2 separate regions of the Mus musculus genome follow, and region 2 is linked to region 1. Evidence: chromatin loops called from intact Hi-C (ENCODE). Cell type or tissue: heart. All regions are shown on one strand. Links, peaks and the distances in the headings refer to the core of each region. The heading gives the core; the rest is flanking DNA.

Region 1 (2,821 bases), core at 7-2,506:
ATGCTGATAGCAAGGTTCCTTGAGACATGAGATAAAAATGATTACATAAGAGCCTCTGTGATCTTCCTCTCCAAAAGTCCATAGTATAACCCCAGTAGAGCCATGATGGCAATGGTGCATTAGGCAAATGCATATTCTACACAATGCATGACCAAGTCCTCCTAAACACTGCCAGGTGACATCATCTTAATGAAGTTACAGGAATTAGCAAAAGATCAAAGAAACCCAAGAGGCAGGACTATTCCATATAATGTGTCAGCCTTCTTGGAATCATGAGACAGAGGACAGTAGGGGAAAACTCAAAGACAGAAACCAAAATAAAGTCTGGAGTTGTACGTGGAAACACACCAGGGTGGATCCATTCCTTAGTTGGCACAAGTGTGCAGTGGAAGAATAAGATGTGTGTAAGGAGTACAAGCTCTCCCTGGAGTGGCTTTATAATTTTTGTTAACTCTGTAATGACTTTTAAATGAGCTTCATCACATACTGTTTAATTACAAGAACACAGAAATGTGTATCTGGCCCCATTGTGGAACATCCTTTCCCACAAATGTTAGCAACACAACAGAGGACACGGTACTCTGAGAAGTCCAGATGTTCTTACAGCAGGACATTGGGGCAAAAGGTTTCTTGACAATTGGGGCAAAAGGTTTCTTGACAATCGATTCCAGTTGAATAATATATATTGTATTGTTGTATGACTCTTTTGCCTGAATGTATGTCTTGTAGCAGGTGTATGCTGGGTGCCCACTGAGGTCAGAAGAGGGTGTTGGTATCTCAGGAATGGAGTTACTGATGATTCTCACGTGCCATGTGGGTGCTGGGAATTGAACCTGGTTCCTAAGAAGAAACAACCAGGGCTCCTAACTACTGAGCCACCTCTCCAACCCCAATTTTAAGATTAAATTTTTATGTGTCTTCAAGGCAAGGTAATTGGGGGAAAACGTCAAGTGAGAAGCTGACCTTCAGGACTCATGTCAGAGTTATTCAAAAGTAGTAGCCAGATCTTCTAGCAGACTGTAAAACAGTATCTGCCCTTCCTGATGGTACTTGGTAGTTGAACCAATTCTCCCAGTAGGGGGCTCTGGTGACCATTAAATGGAAATATTTCCCTGTCATTGGAGAACATTTGGTGTATGAATTCAACAAGTTTATAGGGCAAAGAGTAACTGTCCAGAAGTTGCCCCCAGTAATATGTGCATAGTACCAAAAAGAAGGTAGCCAGCAGCAACCTGCATGTTCAAGGATGCTCATGGGGGTGAGGGTGGGAGGTGGCTCTACAGCCTGAAGGTGTCCTTAGGCCTATATATTGCTGAAACTATTAGAAAACCAGAAGTCTCAGATGTGTCTCACAATAGTGATGGTGACAGCACGCTTTTGGACTATCACCCTTGAACTTACTGGTCAACCACAAGTGTCTTTCCTATCCAGCACTTCACAAAGTTGCTTATACTTTGACTCCCTGCATCTGAACGCAGCAGCAAAGGCCTGGGTATGCTCATGTACACACACATATATGCACACATACCCAAAAACACTGATCCAAGAAAAATTACCTAATGATCTCCGACCTCTAGTAAGTCCAAGTTTAACACAGAACCGGGAACTCATTCCTTAGGTCTTGAGATGCCTTGCCCCTGACATGTTCATACTGCTTTATGCCGCTTCCCACTCTTTGTATATATTCTAACTCTATTGACTTTCTTCAGCCTCTTCAAATTCTAACACGCACAGTACTCTCTAGCCCAGGCTCTTTCTTCTATCTGAATGGCCTCTCCCTAACTCCCTTCTTCTAGTTAATCTATCCTTTAGCTTTCCCTTGGGGGTGGGGACTGTGTTTCTTACTAAATAGCACTCAGCACACCAAACATACCTACACTATTATTAGATTAATCATCCAGTCTCCTTTCTAGACTGCAAACAACACAAGTTTTAGGTCCGTGTTGTTTTCTTTGTGTCTCAGTCCATAACCAAGGATCTGGCTAGAGACTTCTAATGTGTACTCACAGAATACAGAATTGGACGAGGGACTGCAGAGATGGCACAATGGTTAAGAGCACCGCTCTTACAGAGGACTGGGATTAGTTCCCAGAACCCAGATGACAGCCCACAACTAACTCCAGTTCCAGGGAACCCTTTACCCTCTTCTGGCCTCTGAATGCCCTGCACACAGATGGTACATATACATACATGCAGGCAAAACACTCACACACATAAAATTTAAAAATCAATTAATAACTAAGAATTGAAAGAATTACCACAATACCTGACAGATATCCTATCACACTCCTATCTGATCAATGCTTTTCATTCAAAATAAATAATATAGTCCACCGAGGGGCTAGAATTAGTCCTATCTGGCTATTATACTGGGCTGTCTGGGACACCTGGGGAGGAAACTGGGAAGCATAGCATTTAAATGCTAACTAAACATTAAGAAAAAAATAGAAAAGAATAATAAGAGGACATATATTTTAAAAAATTAACATTTTCACTGGGCAGCAGTGGCAACACATCTTTACTCCCAGCACTTGGGAGGCAGAGGTAGGCAGATCTCTGAGTTCAAGGCCAGTCTGGTCTACAGAGTGAGTTCTAGAACAGCCAGGGCTACACAGAGAAACCCTGTCAAAAACAAAAACAAAACAAAAAACAAGACAAAAACACCTTGCCACCTTCAAGGCAGATCATCGGAAGTATCTCAAGATGCCTGTGCAGATGGGGACATTGCACTGGATGAGAGAAAACTGGAACACTGTGATTGACTAGGTCAAGGCTGGAAAAAGCAAGTCCTGACTCAGCTCAGCCTCTCCTGTGTCTGATG
Region 2 (2,821 bases), core at 16-2,515, 78 kb after region 1:
TATGGGGTGGAAGGGGGAGAGACAGATTGTGGTGGAGAGGGGGAGAGGTAGATGGAGGTGGAAGGGGGAATGACAGATGGGGAAGGGGGGACAGATAGGGGTGGAGGGGGAGAGACAGACGGGGGGGGGAGACAGATGGGGATGAAATGGAAGATGCAGATGGGGGTGTTCTTTTAAAGCAGTCTGTTAAAGTAAATGTCTCTCTGTGTGACATTAAGGCAGTTTCACAGTTATGGCAGATATATATAGGCTTTGCAGAGAGGTAAGACCCTGAGACATCATTGTTTCTACTTACCTCATTCCACTTTCTCTGCTTCCACTTCTTTTTCTTACCACCACCACCCTGCCCCCCCCCCCGTCTCACTCCCCCACCCCCACCCCATCTTCTGTGCACATTTCAGCAGCTCTGTCAGTAAGCAGTCCTCAGTGGCTCTCCTCTCCTCTTTTCCTCCCTTTCTCCCTTTCACAGGACCGATCCCCTGAATCCCTTTGGATACGGATGACCCAGGGGGAGGACTGGGTGGGAGACAGAGGACCTCAAATCCGCCAGTCTCCTCCCTCATCTCTCACTGTAGCTGAAACAGGGGACTCTGGAAGTTGTTAATCCGATTTTTCCCTTCCTGTCAGGCACAGAGGACAGCCCAGTCACTGCCTACAGTGGCCCGATGTTGCCCCAACCTCTGGCTCGCTTTAATGGCATTTCAGTTTTCCCTTAGGTCATTTTACACATCTTTTCAGAGCTATGGAAGTCCACTCAGCAGATCTGCTAGTGACCCAGTGGCTCCTGACTCTCAGTTGAGTCAGAGGCACAGAACCGCAGGGACCAGACCCTTTACTGTGTGAGAGCACAAGGGAGAGAGAATTTCAGGCTGACTTCAATGAGAGAAAGCTGTTTCCCAGTGTGACTGGATGTGGGCATGAGCCCTGTCCCCCTCTGTCATGGTTCTTCATTCATAGTGTGCCTCATTATGATGGTACATCCTCTGCCTGTGGTGTGATCCTTACTATTATAATGAGGTAAAGGCTAGCCCAGTGACGGTCTATGCGCATGTATGTGCTTCCTGTTGTGGGGAAATGGCTAGCATTGTCTTACAGCAAGCATAGTTAATTCAATCTCGTAGTGAATTTGCAGAGAAGTTGCCAGACTTCAAAGCCATTGTTAGATTAATCCTTAGCTGAGGCCACGACTTCCCTTTGCCCCTTTCTCTTTGCTCTTCTCTGTGTCCTCTTTCCCAGAGGGCTTGGTGACCGCATAGCTTTGAAGACAGCTTTGAGTTTCTTGTTTTATGTTTCTTTGCCTCTGTCCTGTGTGACACTCCCGCCCCCCGCTGGTTTGTTTGAAGCCAAGTTAATTCTCAGAGCCACTGGTTTCTCTTAAATCTCCACTGCAGCCTGTGCTGAGAAACTTCCATTTGAGTGAAATCGACTCTTCTGACTTTGGCTTGGGGGCACAGACAGGTGACTAGTCCTTGGCGTGACACCGGCCTGGGAAATGTAAACTGGGGCACACTTTGCTTTGCTTTGCTTTCCCAGTCTCAGCATTCTGGGACTCGCTGGGCAGGAGTTTGCTTGACTGAAGGTCAATGCAGCTCAAGGATTGATCTCTGTTTACACTTCAGACAGGAAACGTGAGCTCTGCTTATCTGGTTCTCCTCCACCCCATCGGCATTCTGTGATGTTTAGTGACAGCAAAACTTAAGCCCAGGCTTGTTCTGAACTCTTGTGTAATATTCTTCAATTGCATTTGGTATATGTAGTGCGTGTGTGTAACTGTGTATGTGTAAGTGTGTGTATGAAGGTGTGTTGAATGTGTGTGTGCACTCATGTGCACGTGCGTCACCATGCACACTTGGCAATCAGAGGACAACTTGAGGAAATCTGTTCTCTCCTTCCACTTTGTAGAACTTGGGGACTGAACTTTTTGGTCAGCGCCTTTACCCACATCTCAGCTGGACTCTCCCTGCCTCAGCCCTCTGAGCATTAGAATTGTAGGAAGCATTACCACACTTGACCTTAGCACTTCCTAATAAAAGAAATTGTATGAACTTCAAAATTTGGAAAGAAATTTAGTGGATCTATGGAAAGATCCACTAATCTAGTAGCAAAGGTAATCTTTCATAAAAGTGCTTTTATTATATTAACTATTAATTATTATATTATTTATATTATCTATTATACAACATTTAGGTGAATTATTTTGTTTTTATATACTATTCATGTTATATCTTTATACATTTTACATATTACTTTACTTTATTTATCATTCTAGCATTTATTGTCTCTATTATACATAAATATATAAGATATATTTATTATTTATATTTTCATTCATATCATATGTGTATATAATTATGTTAATTATATTATATTTGCATATATTATTCATTATTATAAATTAGTAGACTTACTTGTGAACTCTGTGACTAAAACATAAGGGGAAAATCATGAGTTCACTTCAGTCTGACACTCTACACTTTAGCACATTTACTTACTTGTCGATCGTATAATGAAAAATGTAAAACACATTTCTAGAAGCATCTTTGTAATAAATCTTTGCATCTAAGTCATCTAAAGCTAAAATTTAACACTGTTACTGTAGCTGTCTGTTTTCATTAGTCTATGATTGTATCGCTATTTTTTAACTACTCTTACAGAAGCTTAAGGGAGGAGGATATAACATTTATATAAGTCCTGTGGGTCTGGCCTTCTGCTGAGATCTTTCCATAGATCCACTAATTTCAAAATTGTAACAACCCAAGAGGTTTGATATTCCTTCTGTGACCAGTAAGGAAGCTAAGTGCTCAGAAAAAGTATGTGCTAG

Evidence for each region. A loop is a pair of places that touch in the nucleus more often than their neighbours do. Peaks named below come from ENCODE experiments on the same cell type or tissue, not always from the same donor. Only the 100,000 strongest peaks of a DNase experiment are listed, where the experiment ranks them.
Region 2: a loop joins it to region 1, with 3 times the contacts of the local background. A loop is called at or near these places in 15 of 42 quality-filtered maps.

What each region holds. Positions count from the first base shown.
Region 1 is chr8:83,099,164-83,101,984 of GRCm38, forward strand. No RefSeq gene overlaps it. Among named protein-coding and RNA genes, the nearest start is that of Tbc1d9, 65 kb to the right of the region's middle. In heart, for the core only: a CTCF peak has its summit at 1,076 (motif pointing right); no DNase peak of the experiment used is centred there.
Region 2 is chr8:83,177,042-83,179,862 of GRCm38, forward strand. All of the region lies in intron 1 of Tbc1d9 (TBC1 domain family, member 9), which reads left to right. Among named protein-coding and RNA genes, the nearest start is that of Tbc1d9, 13 kb to the left of the region's middle. In heart, for the core only: a CTCF peak has its summit at 1,332 (motif pointing left); no DNase peak of the experiment used is centred there; H3K4me3 peaks cover 1,022 bases; H3K27ac peaks cover 1,286 bases.